Regions from separate parts of the Homo sapiens genome. Here region 2 is linked to region 1. A link is a contact called in ENCODE Hi-C or POLR2A ChIA-PET data. All regions are on one chromosome and are shown on one strand. Each heading gives the region's core, a stretch centred on a gene start or an enhancer-like site at or near the end of the contact. The rest is flanking DNA. Distances are from core to core; before and after follow the strand shown. Region 1 overlaps PRKCE (protein kinase C epsilon). Region 2 has its middle 73 kb from the start of EPAS1.

Region 1 (7,076 bases), core at 3,417-5,916:
TACTAATACAAAAATTAGTTGGGCATGGTGGTGCACGCCTGTAGTTCCAGTTACCTGGGAGGTTGGGGCATGAGAATTGCTTGAACCTGGGAAGCGGAGATTGCAGTGAGCTCAGATCATGCCACTGCACTCCAGCCTGGGCGACAGAGCGAGACTCTGTCTTCAAAAAGAAAGAAAGGAAGAAAGAAACCCATAAAGTTTGCTTTTGTTCTATGTGATCTCAAAGATTCTAAGAGTAAACACGACAAATCATCCATCCCCTCATTAAAAGTAATCCCTTGCATTTGACTTCCCCCAAATGATCCTCATTTCAGCCTCACTACTTGTCAGCTACTGCCCCACAATTGCAGGGAATAGTTTAAGATATTAAAGCATGTGCTTTGCTTATCTCTTTACTCTGAGTTTCCTTTAAGCTGTGTGTAGACCAAAAAAAAAAAAAAAAAAAAAAAAAAAAAGGCAAGTGTTTTCCTTTGTAAAGCTTTTCCTTTCCTTGTATTTGCACATTTTTTTTTTTTTTTTTTGCTAGTGAACTTCAGTCAACTTTCCTCTTAAAGTTTAAACATACATTTCAGAGACAGATTTCAGAAACCATGGCCCCTGGGCAGTAATATTGCCACAATGACCAAGGTGATCTGGTAAAGCTTTCTAGGATCTTTCCTCAGATTTTACCAGGGAGGAAATAACTCAGTTTTACATAAAAAATAATTTGGCTTCACCAGGACTCTCCTGATTATAATGGTGACTAGTGCTGGTTGGTGTACTGCTAAAAAAAAAAAAAAAAAAAAAAACCCAGACTGTTGTGCCAGAAAAAGCCAGGTTTCAACACTGCGCCCCCACTTCCTGACCATTGGACCTTTTTGCTTCATGTTAAAACTTGAAGCCTCAGTTTCTTCACCTGTAAAATGGGGACAATGCTATCTACCTTGCAGCTATCTTCCCAGTGGTTAAATGAAAGAATGTACAGAAAACACTTACTGTCAGGCCCAATTTAACCCCTCAATAATAATTATTATTCTTCATAAAAGCGAGGAACTTCATCTATCAACCCAAACCTGGGTAAGGTCAGAGGGATGTAACCTCGCCCAGTGAGGACTATTTACATATTTCATCACTAAGGTCAGTTTTAAAGAGACCTATAAGTGGGCTGGGTGCAGTGACTCATGCCTGTAATCCCAGCACTCTGGGAGGCCAAGGTGGATGGATCACTTGAGGTCAGGAGTTTGAGACCAGCTGGCCAACATGGCGAAACCCCGTCTACTAAAAATACAAAAATTAGCTGGGCATAGTGGCATGCACCTGTAATCCCAGCTTCTCAGGAGGCTGAGCAGGAGAATCACTTGAATCCAGGAGGCAGAGGTTGCAGTGAGCCAAGATCACGCCACTGCACTCCACCCTGGATGACAGAACAAGACTCCGTCTCAAAAAAACAAAACAAAAACAAAAACAAACAAACAAAAAACACAAATAAAGAGACCTAAATACAAAACTAACCTATTGGCAGAATGGTGGCTACCTCTCCGGGCAGTGGGGAGCACTGACTGGAAGGAGCCTAAGGAAGCCTGCCTCGTGCTGGGAATATGCTGTATCTTCGTTTGGGTTACATAGGTGTGTATTCATGTAAAAATTCATTAATATCTAAGAACTGTGCACTCGACTGTAGGCCTATTATATCTCAATGGGAAAAAAGGAGGGAAGGAGGGAAAAAGGGTGAAAAAAAGAGAAGAATACTGGTGAATGTAAATGATTTCCCTTGGCCTGATTTACTCCTTTTAAGTTCCCTGTAAATCCAGCTGAGTGAGCTGACTGGCAAGAAAGAACAGTGCTGTCTTTTCTCCATGATCAGATCTTGACTCCTGTCCACAGCATTCATGAGCATCAGTTTAGTACATGTTTAGGTGTACGAGGCCCTGCAGGTATGCATTTAGGGCTGGCACACCTGTCTGTTGTCAGTTCAAATGTGCTCACTGACACGTGCTGAAAGCCTAGCGTTTATGATCTTTGCATTGAATTTGGTGAGCCTGACCATCAACCCAGAATTCCCATCCACCAATTGGTCAATATCTTTTAGCCATCTTTTACAAGCCCAGCACCATGCCGGGTCCTGTAAATTCCCTATGGGCCCCTCTATAATATCTCAGAGTCCACTGTGTGATGCTGTACAGACTGGGCAGGGAGTTGCAGGTACCTGTATGTCAAAGACAGGCAATGACTGTGCCAGGCACCTTGGTGTCAGAGAGAACAGAACCAGGGGACATCTCTCAGTGTGCAGGGTGGGGCCCACCTCAGATCATGGGGACTGATCTCATGCCATAAAACATTCAAGGCAGTCTGGCCCCAAGAGGCCATAAACAATACAACGCCTACTTTACAACGGGTGCACCAAGGTGGAAATGAAAATTGTCTGCCTGTGCATTCTTAAGCTTATTAACCCCAAGAATGCCAAAGCATTATTGGCATAAACATCCCCATAAAAGTTGCTGAAAGGGTGGGTGAAGATACTCTGGTTAGATGGAGCTGTGATGGTAAAGTGACATTTTAAAAAGTTTGGTTTGGTTGAAACACAATTTATCTCAAAAGAAAGGGTTTTACTTTGGGAATGAATCCAAGTAGTCCAAAAGGCTCCTATGCTTTCTTAGACAATAAATTTTACAGCTTTGACTGAGTTAGGTTTTTAAAAATCATCTTCCTGATCATGTAGGTCAAGTGCCACAGATTCATGGTGAACAAACGTAACAGCTGTGAGTGGTGGAAAACTGATATTAATACATCGGTAAGAAGGCAGGATTCTATTCAGACTATTCTAGTTTTTACAGTATGGATAGATTAAATATACTTCTTGACTTAACGTTGACAGGAAAAGAAGACAAGCCTCTGGTTTTTGAAACATGGGTGGCATCCTTTGAAAGAAAGGTCAATACAATCTGAGAAGTTACAAAAACGTGTTGAGTAGAGAAAGGAAGTGAAATGACAAATGGAAGTCTCTCCCCTTATGCCTTCTCCTATCTTCAGAAGAGTTAAAAAAGCCTACATCATCTACATCTGATTTCTCCAGGGTCTGAAAAACCTGCAAATATGGCTGTACTCTACCTAAACACCATGGCAAAATCTGTATAAATCTTACTAGCCAAAACAAGAGACCTGTTAGCTCACAGCTACCCCCAAACCTTCAGAGTCACATGAGCAGAGAACTTTGCATCTAGAGCGGGTTTTCCAGCCTGGGCACTACTGACATGTTAGGCTGGATAAATCTTTGTTGTGAGGACCGTCCTGTGCATTGCAGAATGTTTACCAGTATCCTTGGCCTCTACCCACTAGATGCCAGCAGCACTCTCCTGGCCCCCATCCCCAAGTTTCAGCAACCAAAAATGTCTCTAGACATTGCCAAATCTTCCCTGGAGGTAAAATAACCACTAGTGGTTGAGAACCATTATGCTAGAGGAACATCAAGAACCACTTTTCACTGGGGAGGTGAAGAGACTATGGTTGATGAGTGTCTGAACATGAGGTCAGTGCGTTTCCTCTTAGCAATGCTACTGCTTAAAAACCAAATTCTATTTTTTATCTGAGCTTCATGTTGGGGAGAAGAGTTTTCTAAGTCCCAGAATGACAGCATCTTTTGAAAACTTATGAACAAAGGAGCCCCAGGGCTTAACAGACAAAGCATAGCATCTCCAAAAGGTGCCCAAGGAGCCTCCCAGCTACAAACTCCCAGGGTACCCGCCAACTAAAAGCCAGGAGAATCCAACAAATTCCAAGGTGACATTTTAAAAGACACATTATCATTACAGACTTCAACAGTTCTATCTAAATTCTAGCAACGGGAGTTGAGAATCCTGAAGCCAAAATTAAGATATAAGTAGTGATACTAACACACTGGGTGGAGTGTTCCTCACAAGCTCCATTTTAGTGAGAATCTACGTACTGTCTCTCTGCTGCCGGAACAATGCGTGTTTCTCAATCACTAGTTGAAAGAGTCTCTTTGCAAATATTTCTTCACTTGCTAAGCAGAGATGGTTTCTGGGAGATAAATTGCTGGAAACAATGTTCCTCTCCTAGCACTAATGCAAACCATACTGCAAAATGAGGCACTACACTAAAAACTCAATTTATCCTGTTCAGCCTAGAAAGATTAGAAATTAGGGGAATTCGGAAAACACAAGCCCTTAGGGCCAATAAACCATATTTAGAACCATTTGTATGTATTTTATACTCAGGAATTTTATTTATGATAAGAATTTGAATGTCTCCCCCCACCCACTTTATTTATAAAGATTAAGTGACATCATTTAGCTAGAGTAAAGAATGCCCTAAAAAGAACTAATAGCCCAAGTTGTTTCCAAAGTTTAGGAAAGGGAAAAAAAAACACCCTAATAACCCCCCCTTTTTTTTTCTCTTTCACAAAAATAACAGAAGGAAAGCTGCTACTGTAATCAGCAGTGATTGCAGGCATTTCCTGTATTTTTATATCAAGCTGGTTGTTTTTTTTCCATTACATACCCAGTGAACTTCAGTTAGGTCAAGACTAGAGAAAAACAGGACCAATTATGCCTCCAACCCCACAAATCTGCCTACTTAGCTCTGCTAATTTTATCGTGTTGACTCCATGGTTCCAAGGAGCCAGAGATAGGAAAACTTCCATGGGCCATTTGCTCTCTTCCTCCTGGAGCCGAGTTCGTGCACTTCCCCCTCTACTTCTAACCCATTTAGTCTCCAGCATCCTAAGATGGAACTTTTGCTCCATCTGTTGCAGGCTGAGATTCAGTCAGGTTGTTCGAATGAGACTCTTGGGTGAAGTCTCTGCTTTCTTGGAGGCTCCCAGACTCCCTGGGGCCATTGCTCTGGGTTTGCTATCGGACAGGTCAACGCCCAAACTGCCAGATTCCACAGCGACTCCCATCCATCTCTAGGGATCTTCATTCTTATGCTTTATCTTCAAGAAGGGTAAGAAAGTCTTTTTCCTTAGGTCTCATCCTCCATCTCTTTGGCTGTAACTTAAGTCCATTTCTTCATGCTCTGTATTCTGTGGTTACAACAGCATGGGGAGCCTCCTTATTGAAGCCAGTTGTTAGGCAGTGATTATCATATAATAGTCTCATCTCCATTTTTCTCTTTTGTTAGTCCAAGGCTTTCCATGAAGAGTATATTGTGTCTGCATTTTTTGGATAATATTTAACACCTTGCTTCTGATACCAGATCACACTGATTTTTGCAGCCAATGCAGTGTTTTCACAGCCACCAGTAGCTATTTTCTTTTTCAAACCTTTGGAAAAGCTGTGAAAACCTCCTTTACCAATTTGAGATCATTGTAGAACAGTGACAAGCTCTTTGGCCAACTTTGGGTAGTTTCTTTCTCCACCGTGTCCCACAGCTACCCAAGTGCCAACTCTTCTGAGTGTAGAATTTCAGGTAGGTTTCCTCCTGGTGATGGTTCCCATGCTCAAGTTAAACAATGATGTCGTCATTCTAAACAACCTCAAAGGAGTCTCTCCAGTTGATAATTCCACGAAACTGTCCTCTAAGCTTTTCCTCTAGAGTTGCCTGGTTCTGACCATTTATTCTTCAATTATCCATGCTATTGGTCAACATTTTTTCTTATTGTTCACATTAATCCCCTTGTTTTATGTAATTCAGCATCATGATTTCATGGACTATTAGAGCTAGGGTAGATCTTAGAGGTGAACAAATGCCATTTTGAAGTGTTTTACAGGATTGAGGATTAGAAATGTTTTTCTAGTCTTGGAGTTACCTCAGATGACCCCACTCTTTAAATACAGGTGTACTTTCAAGTCAAAACCTGACATCCTTAGCAACAACCCTGCAACTAGTTGACAAAGATTCAGTGATTACCTACTATGTACCTGGCTCCACATTATGGCAATGTAAGGGATCAGTAATAATAATAAGCAATTACTAAGCCCTTCCTATGTGTTTTCCCAAGTATCACCTCATTTAATATTCACAGTAATCCCGTGAGGTAGATACTATTACTATCCCAGCTTTTAAGTGAGAAAATTGAGGATCAGAAGGTAAAAAGAACTGGCTTAGGACCCACATGTGAAGGGAGGATCCCATCCCAGGAGTGTCTGACTCAAAGGTGAGTAATCACCCAGCTTGGCTGAACTTCTGGCTCCCCAGAAGGTACCATGGGGAGCCCGGAAATCTCTGCCCATGTGATTTCTGGACCTCATGTAGAATTAATTTCAGAATCCATCATTTCAAAGCCAACTCAGAAAAATCAGGTTTTTCCTTTACAGGCTTACATTATTTTGGATACAAAATGATTTTCAGAAATCAGATCTACTCCCAAAGCAGGATTATTAGCCACAAAAGAGACTATGTAGTCAAATAAAAACCTAGAGAGGCATGTAGATGTATTCAATGTAAAAGCAGTATTTTTGCCCTGAGAATGAAGTCTCCCAAAAGGACAGTTAAAGGAGAGGACAATACTCATTTGAATGTGTAAACTCTGGTATGTTGGTTTAAAAAAGTCAGTCTATTTCCTTATGGCAAAGGACAGAAACTCCCACCCCTCTGGTGCCCTCACTTGCTTTTGGGAAGAGCTCAGTGGCAGATTCTCCAGTACTTTTGATAGTCAATTGTTCTCTTCACTTTCCTTGAAACATCAGATTTGATTCTGAGCTATTAAAACTAAAATCCTCTGTGTCATGTTCCTTCTTCTGTGAAATTTGACCAATAATTTTCTTGACTGCTGGCTTCCCTTCAAACAATAGCAAGAGAAACCACCCTGCAATTCTTTAGATTCTCCAAGTGAAATGCCTGCTCTCCGGTTTTTTTTCCCCTCCCAGACCTAACCGCTGCAGTACACTCTCAGTGCTACTCTTTCTCCTTTCCCTCATTTCAGTATAGGATGCTTTTACTCCTCCTATTTCTCTAGCCAGACCTTCAAGGGGCTTTTTTTTTCTCCGAACAGGCATCCTTCTCAGGAACAGCACCATGTGTGATGACTGAATTAGCGTCTCTGGCCAGCCACAGAGGAGGGTGGGGACAGATGTATAAACCATGAACTTGGCTAACAAGCAAATGAAGGCTACACAGACCAAATCCCATCAATCCAA
Region 2 (7,076 bases), core at 1,404-3,903, 110 kb before region 1:
ATGTAAAGTTCGATGTGCATGACCTCTGCAGCCAAGTGAGCTTTATTATCCAATGCATTTTTATTTGGAATCATAATCATTGTTTAGTTTTACAGCTTGCATTAGGAACAGTAGCTAAGAACTTTCTATTGACCATCCAGTAGGTGCCAGATCATTACAAATGACTTGTCTTCATTTGTCACACATGCAGACTCATAACTATAAATACTATTAACATTTTTTTTTCTGAATTAAGATATCTTGTCCCCTTTTCAACATGAGCACGTGCAGAACAGCCACTCTTAATGATGCACCTAGTAATCTGTGGGAAGAACGTATCATTTGTTTAGCAAGTTCTGTACTGAGAGACGTTTGTATTATTTTCCACTGAGTATCTTCAAACATACTGCATACTTCCATGAGTTTATCTGTAGTATAAAACCCCAGAAGAGGGGTTACTCAAAGAGCAGGTGAATTATACATTTTCATAGATATTCCAAATTAGCCTTCAGTGAAGTCTTTCCCAATTCACACTCTCATATACTGTGTATGAGGCTGCCATTCTGTCCTCACCATTACCAATGACGAGTACATTATTTTTTTATTTGATGCCAATATGTTACAAAATATCATATCACTTTAATTGGCATTTCTTTTATTATGAATGAGATGGAGTATTTTTTCATGTGACTACGGATGATTATATACCTATTTTCTGTGATGTCTATTTATATCCCTTGCGTATTTTTCTCTTTGAATATTAAGGGGGTTTCCACACCGACTACTCCTCCGGTTACCAATGGGTTCCACACTGACTACTCCTCTGGTTACCAATGATCTACATCTTGTCACCTTTAATGAACCATTCTCTGTTCTTATCTTCTTGATTATTCATCAGTGTTCAAAACAACTGACTACTCCCTGCTTTTCCGTTATTTTTCTCAAGTTTAATTGTTTTTGGTTTATTTTGATGAAAATTTATACAAACATAGTTGAAAGAATAGGCCAGTTTTATGAGGTTTATTAAGAAAATTAGCACAAATTTTGCCATACCCTTCATTAATTCCTGCTCCCCAGAGGCAACCAATTTCAGCAACTATAGTTGATTCATTTGGTATTTAATTCCACATCTCTAAATAACATGCTTATATTGCTATTTATTGATTTTTCAGTTCAAGATAGTACCTATTGATTTCCCACTATGGAAAATGAAGATTTAGCTGTCTTTTAATCCCTGGTCTGCACCACCACATACATGCATACTTTTCATTCCTCTGCCCTCTCAGTATAATTATATTATGATTTTTCACTAGATCAGTATTCTGTGTTCACATTTTTATGACTTTGTAAATGCCAGTTGCAGCAGAGATATATAGTAAACTTTGGTTGTGTTACCTTTCCTGCACAGTTTATTGTTTTGTCTGGAATTAATGCTTATTTTTCCATTGCCTTCCTTTTTGAAGAATTTATCACTAAGTTCACTATCTGAAGTAGTTCAACTTTAAACTCTTCCCCACTTGTGTAAATCTCTCAGTGTGTTTAAACACATTAGGTGTTCTATCAATTTAACCTTGAAACAATCTCCTGAATCTTCTGCCCTTTTAAAGTCCGTTCTGTTTGCCCTCTGCACTTGGCACATAGCTGTTGTCTTGGGAAATCCTTTCTTCATCATTCTGGGGATTTCCTTCTCCTCTTCCTTGTATTGAATCCCTTGTTTCCTGAATCCTCTGTTTTCCCAAGGTTTCTGAGAAAGGGTGTGTGGGAGATAATTTTTTTAACTTGCATATCTTAAAGTGTCTTTATTCTACACTAAAACTTAATTGATAGTTTGACTTGGGTATTAAATTATAGGTTTAAAGTAATTTTTCCCAGAATTTTAAATATATTGCTTTAGGATATGTCTTCATTTATTCTATTTGACATTATATATTATGTCTTACAATGTTGCCTTTGAGGAGTATGTAGCTATTTTTTTCTTTATTTCTTTTTAGACATGGGTTCTTTCTGTGTTGCCCAGGCTGGCCTCAAACTCTTAGCCTCAAGTGATCCTCTGCTTCAACCTCCCAAATAGTTGGGACTACATGGGCACACCACTGCATCCACTCCTATGAAGCCATTTTGATTCTAAACATTTGGTATGTGACATCCTTTTTTTCCTTCCTAGAATCTTGTGAAATTTTCTCTTGACTTTCAGTGTTCTGAAATTTCATGCTGTTGTTCGTTGGAGTAGAGTCTATTTTAATCCACCGCAGTAGAAACTTCATGCTCTTCTCATATAGGAAATTTTCTTCTATTATTTCTTTGATTATTTTTGCCCCTTTACAATGATCCTGGCCTCCTGCTATGCATGCTGTTGTGTACTCCCTTTCAACATTAAAAGGGAGGACCTGTGTGACCAGTAGGATATTGTGAAAGTGACAATGGATGACATCAATGGGTAGTCATAAAAGACCTTTCACCTTTTTTCTTGGTCTCTTGGATTACTCTCTCTGGGAAAAGCTAGCTGTCATGTCATGAAGATACTCAAGTGACCCTGTGGAGAGATTCACATAGTGAGAAATTGAGAAAGAACATAAACCTGCTAGTCACATGAGTGTGCTGCCTTGGAGCAAATTCTCCAGCTACAGCCAGTCTTAAGAAGACTGCAGCCCTGGCCAACATCCAGCTGAACCTCATGAGAAACCTTGAGGCAGACCATTCAGCTGAGTCACTCTTGAACTCGTGGCCACAGGAACTGAAAGAGATATAAATGTTTACAATTTTTTAAGCCACTAAGTTTTGAGGTAATTTGTCACCCCAAATAGATCATTAATATATACTCTTTTTCTGTAACCTCTAATTATTGGGTGTTAGATCTCCTGAACTAGATCTCTGATTTTCTAATTGTTTTACTCCTATTTATTATCTCAATGTCTCTTCATTCAATTTTTCTGGAGGTTTCCTCATCTTTATCTTTAAATCCTTCTATTTAAGATCATGATGAAGTAGTCAGCATCAGAATAACCTGCTTGCTACACACACACACACACACACACACACACACACACACACACAGAAAAAACACTAAAATATTAAGAAAAGGTAACAACCAATTTTTTTTTTTTTACTGAAAACATGCATGTCTTTAATTAAAGCAGAGGAATATCACTTTCTTCTGAAAAGCACTGTTCTTTTTTTTAAATTAGACTTTAAGTTCTAGGGTACATGTGCACAACGTGCAGGTTTGTTACATATGTATACATGTGCCATGTTGGTGTGCTGCACCCATTAACTCACCATTTACATTAGGTATATCTCCTATCCCTCCCCCCTCCCCCCACCCCACGACAGGCCCTGGTGTGAGATGTTCCCCATCCTGTGTCCAAGTGTTGTCATTGTTCAATTCCCACCTATGAGTGAGAACATGCGGTGTTTGGTTTTCTGTCCTTGCGATAGTTTGCTGAGAATGATGGTTTCCAGCTTCATCCATGTCCCTACAAAGGACATTAACTCATCCTTTTTTATGGCTGCATAGTATTCCATGGTGTATATGTGCCACATTTTCTTAATCCAGTCTATCACTGATGGACATTTGGGTTGGTTCCAAGTCTTTGCTATTGTGAATAGTGCCGCAATAAACGTGTGCATGTGTCTTTTTTTTTTATGTCTGTCACATCCAGTTTTATTCAACAAGCATTTACAAAACATCTTCAATGTATCAGGCACTACTAGATGCTAGGCATACATAGATGAACAAAACATATCTTGCCTTTAAAACCTCCTCTTGGAGCTCACAGTTTGGTAAGGGAGATAGACTAATTACAGTAGAACATGGAAGGGCAATAATACTATATTATCAGTGTTGTATAGGGTATAAGGTGGTTTCAAAGAGGAAGTGGTTAACTCAGTGAAGGTTTTGAGGAACAGTCAAGTTTTGTGGGTTTTTTTTTAATTAAACATTTTGTTTTAAGATAATTGTAGAATCACATGCATTGCAAGAAGTAATACAGAGAGATTCCATATACCGTTTGCATAGTTTCCCCAGTGGTAACATTTTACAAACATATAGTACAATATCACAACCAGAATATTGACATTCATACGGTCAAGATACAGAACACTTCCATCGCCACAACGATCCCTCCTGTTGCCTTTTTTGCACAGTATTCCCCCAACCCTATCCACACCTTCACTTTCTGCAGTTTAACTTATCCATGGTCAACCACAGTCTGAAAACTTTATGCATTTTGAGAGAGAAAGAGACCACAATTGCATAACTTTTATGGTCTTTATAGCAACGTGATTTATAATCCTTTGGGTATATACCCAGTAATGGGATGGCTGGGTCAAATGGTATTTTCTAGTTCTAGATCCTTGAGGAATCGCCACACTGTCTTCCACAAGGGTTGAACTAGTTTACAGTCCCTCCGACAGTGTAAAAGTGTTCCTATTTCTCCACATCCTCTCCAGCACCTGTTGTTTCCTGACTTTTTAATGATCGCCATTCTAACTGGTGTGAGATGGTATCTCATTGTGGTTTTGATTTTCATTTCCCTGATGGCCATTGATGATGAGCATTTTTTCATGTGCCTATTGGCTGCATAAATGTCTTCTTTTGAGAAGTGTCTGTTCATATCCTTCACTACTTTTTCGTGGAGTTGTTTGATTTTTTCTTGTAAATTTGTTTAAGTTCTTTGTGGATTCTGGATATTAGCCCTTTGTCAGATGGGTAGATTGTAAAAATTTTCTCCCATTTTGTATGTTGCCTGTTCACTCTGATAGTAGTTTCTTTTGCTGTGCAGAAGCTCTTTAGATTAATCAGATCCATTTGTCAATTTTGGCTTTTGTTGCCATTGCTTTTTGTGTTTTAGTCATGAAGTCCTTGCCCATGCCTATGTCCTGAATGGTATTGCCTAGGTTTTCTTCTAGGGTTTTTATGGTTTTAGGTCTAACATGTAAGTCTTTAATCCATCTTGAATTAATTTTTGTATAAGGTGTAAGGAAGGGATCCTGTTTCAGCTTTCTACATATGGCTAGCCAGTTTTCCCAGCACCATTTATTAAATAGGGAATCCTTTCCCCATTGCTTGTTTTTGTCAGGTTTGTCAAAGATCAGATGGTTGTAGATGTGTGGTATTATTTCTGAGGGCTCTGTTCTGTTCCATTGGTCTATATCTCTGTTTTGGTGCCAGTACCATGCTGTTTTGGTTACTGTAGCCTTGTAGTATAGTTTGAAGTCAGGTAGTGTGATGCCTCCAGCTTTGTTCTTTTGGCTTAGGATTGTCTTGGCAATGTGGGCTCTTTTTTGGTTCCATATAAACTTTAAAGTTTTTTCCAATTCTGTGAAGAAAGTCATTTGTAGCTTGATGGGGAGGGCATTGAATCTATAAATTACCTTGGGCAGTATGGCCATTTTCACGATATTGATTCTTCCTACCCATGAGCATGGAATGTTCTTCCATTTGTTTGTGTCCTTTCTTATTTCCCTGAGCAGTGGTTTGTAGTTCTCCTTGAAGAGGTCCTTCACATCCCTTGTAAGTTGGATTCCTAGGTATTTTATTCTCTTTGAAGCAATTGTGAATGGGAGTTCACTCATGATTTGGCTCTCCTTTTGTTGGTTGTTGGTGTATAAGAATGCTTGTGATTTTTGCACATTGATTTTGTATCCTGAGACTTTGCTGAAGTTGCTTATCAGCTTAAGGAGATTTTGGGCTGAGACTAAGGGGTTTTCTAAAAATACAATCATGTCATCTGCAAACAGGGACAATTTGACTTCGTCTTTTCCTAATTGAATACCCTTTATTTCTTTCTCCTGCCTGATTGCCCTGGCCAGAACTTCCAAAACTAAGTTGAATAGGAGTGGTGAGAGAGGGCATCCCTGTCTCGTGCCAGTTTTCAAAGGGAATGCTTCCAGCTTTTGCCCATTCAGTATGATATTGGCTGTGGGTTTGTCATAAATAGCTCTTATTATTTTGAGATATGTACTATCTATACCTAGTTTATTGAGAGTTTTTAGCATGAAGGGCTGTTGAATTTTGTCGAAGGCCTTTTCTGCATCTATTGAGATAATCATGTGGTTTTTGTCTTCGGTTCTGTTTATATGATGGATTACGTTTATTGATTTGCATATGTTGAACTAGCCTTGCATCCCAGGGATGAAGCCAACTTGAACATGGTGGATAAGCTTTTAGATGTGCTGCTGGATTCAGTTTGCCAGTATTTTATTGAGGATTTTTGCATTGATGTTCATCAGGGATATTGGTCTAAAATTCTTTTTTGTTGTGTCTCTGCCAGGCTTTGGTATCAGGATGATGCTGGTCTCATAAAATGAGTTAGGGAGGATTCCCTCTTTTTCTATTGATTGGAATAGTTTCAGAAGGAATGGTACCAGCTCCTCTTTGTACCTCTGGTAGAATTCAGCTGAGAATTTGTCTGGTCCTGGACTTTTTTTTGGTTCGTAGGCTATTAATTATTGCCTCAATTTCAGAGCCTGTCATTGGTCTATTCAGGGATTCAACTTCTTCCTAGTTTAGTCTTGGGAGGGTGTATGTGTCCAGGAATTTATCCATTTCTTCTAGATTTTCTAGTTTATTTGCGTAGAGGCGTTTGTAGTATTCTCTGATGGTAGTTTGTTTTTCTGTGGGATTGGTGGTGATATCCCCTTTATCATTTTTTATTGCGTCTGTTTGATTCTTCTCTCTTTTCTTCTTTATTAGTCTTGCTTGCGGTCTATCAATTTTGTTGATCCTTTAAAAAACCAGCTCCTGGATTCATTAATTTTTTGAAGGGGTTTTTGTGTCTCTATTTCCTTCAGTTCTGCTCTGATTTTAGTTATTTCTTGCCTTCTGCTAGCTTTTGAATGTGTTTGCTCTTGCTTCTCTAGTTCTTTTAATTGTGATGTTAGGGTGTCAGTTTTAGATCTTTCCTCCTTTCTCTTGTGGGCATTTAGTGCTATAAATTTCCCTCTACACAACTGCTTTAAATGTGTCCCAGAGATTCTGGTATGTTGTGTCTTTGTTCTCATTGGTTTCAAAGAACATCTTTATTTCTGCCTTCATTTCGTTATGTACCCAGTAGTCATTCAGGAGCAGATTGTTCAGTTTCCATTGTTCAGTTTCC

Evidence for each region. A loop is a pair of places that touch in the nucleus more often than their neighbours do. ChIA-PET counts read pairs that join two places held with the same protein, here RNA polymerase II (POLR2A). Pooled maps may share reads with other maps.
Region 2: a loop to region 1 is called in a pooled map, with 2.9 times the contacts of the local background. The contact joins two enhancer-like sites. A Hi-C loop is called at or near these places in 2 of 50 pooled maps. POLR2A ChIA-PET finds 5 or more read pairs at or near these places in 3 of 52 experiments (WTC11 and activated T-cell).

Annotation. Positions count from the first base shown.
Region 1 is chr2:46,116,594-46,123,669 of GRCh38, reverse strand. All of the region lies in intron 11 of PRKCE (protein kinase C epsilon), which reads right to left. Among named protein-coding and RNA genes, the nearest start is that of EPAS1, 180 kb to the left of the region's middle. RefSeq lists an enhancer at 5,533-6,732. Within about 2 kb of position 4,666, at least 3 of the 41 ENCODE cell types and tissues checked have a DNase peak (open chromatin) inside an H3K27ac peak, as active enhancers do.
Region 2 is chr2:46,220,473-46,227,548 of GRCh38, reverse strand. No RefSeq gene overlaps it. Among named protein-coding and RNA genes, the nearest start is that of EPAS1, 73 kb to the left of the region's middle. Within about 2 kb of position 2,653, at least 16 of the 41 ENCODE cell types and tissues checked have a DNase peak (open chromatin) inside an H3K27ac peak, as active enhancers do.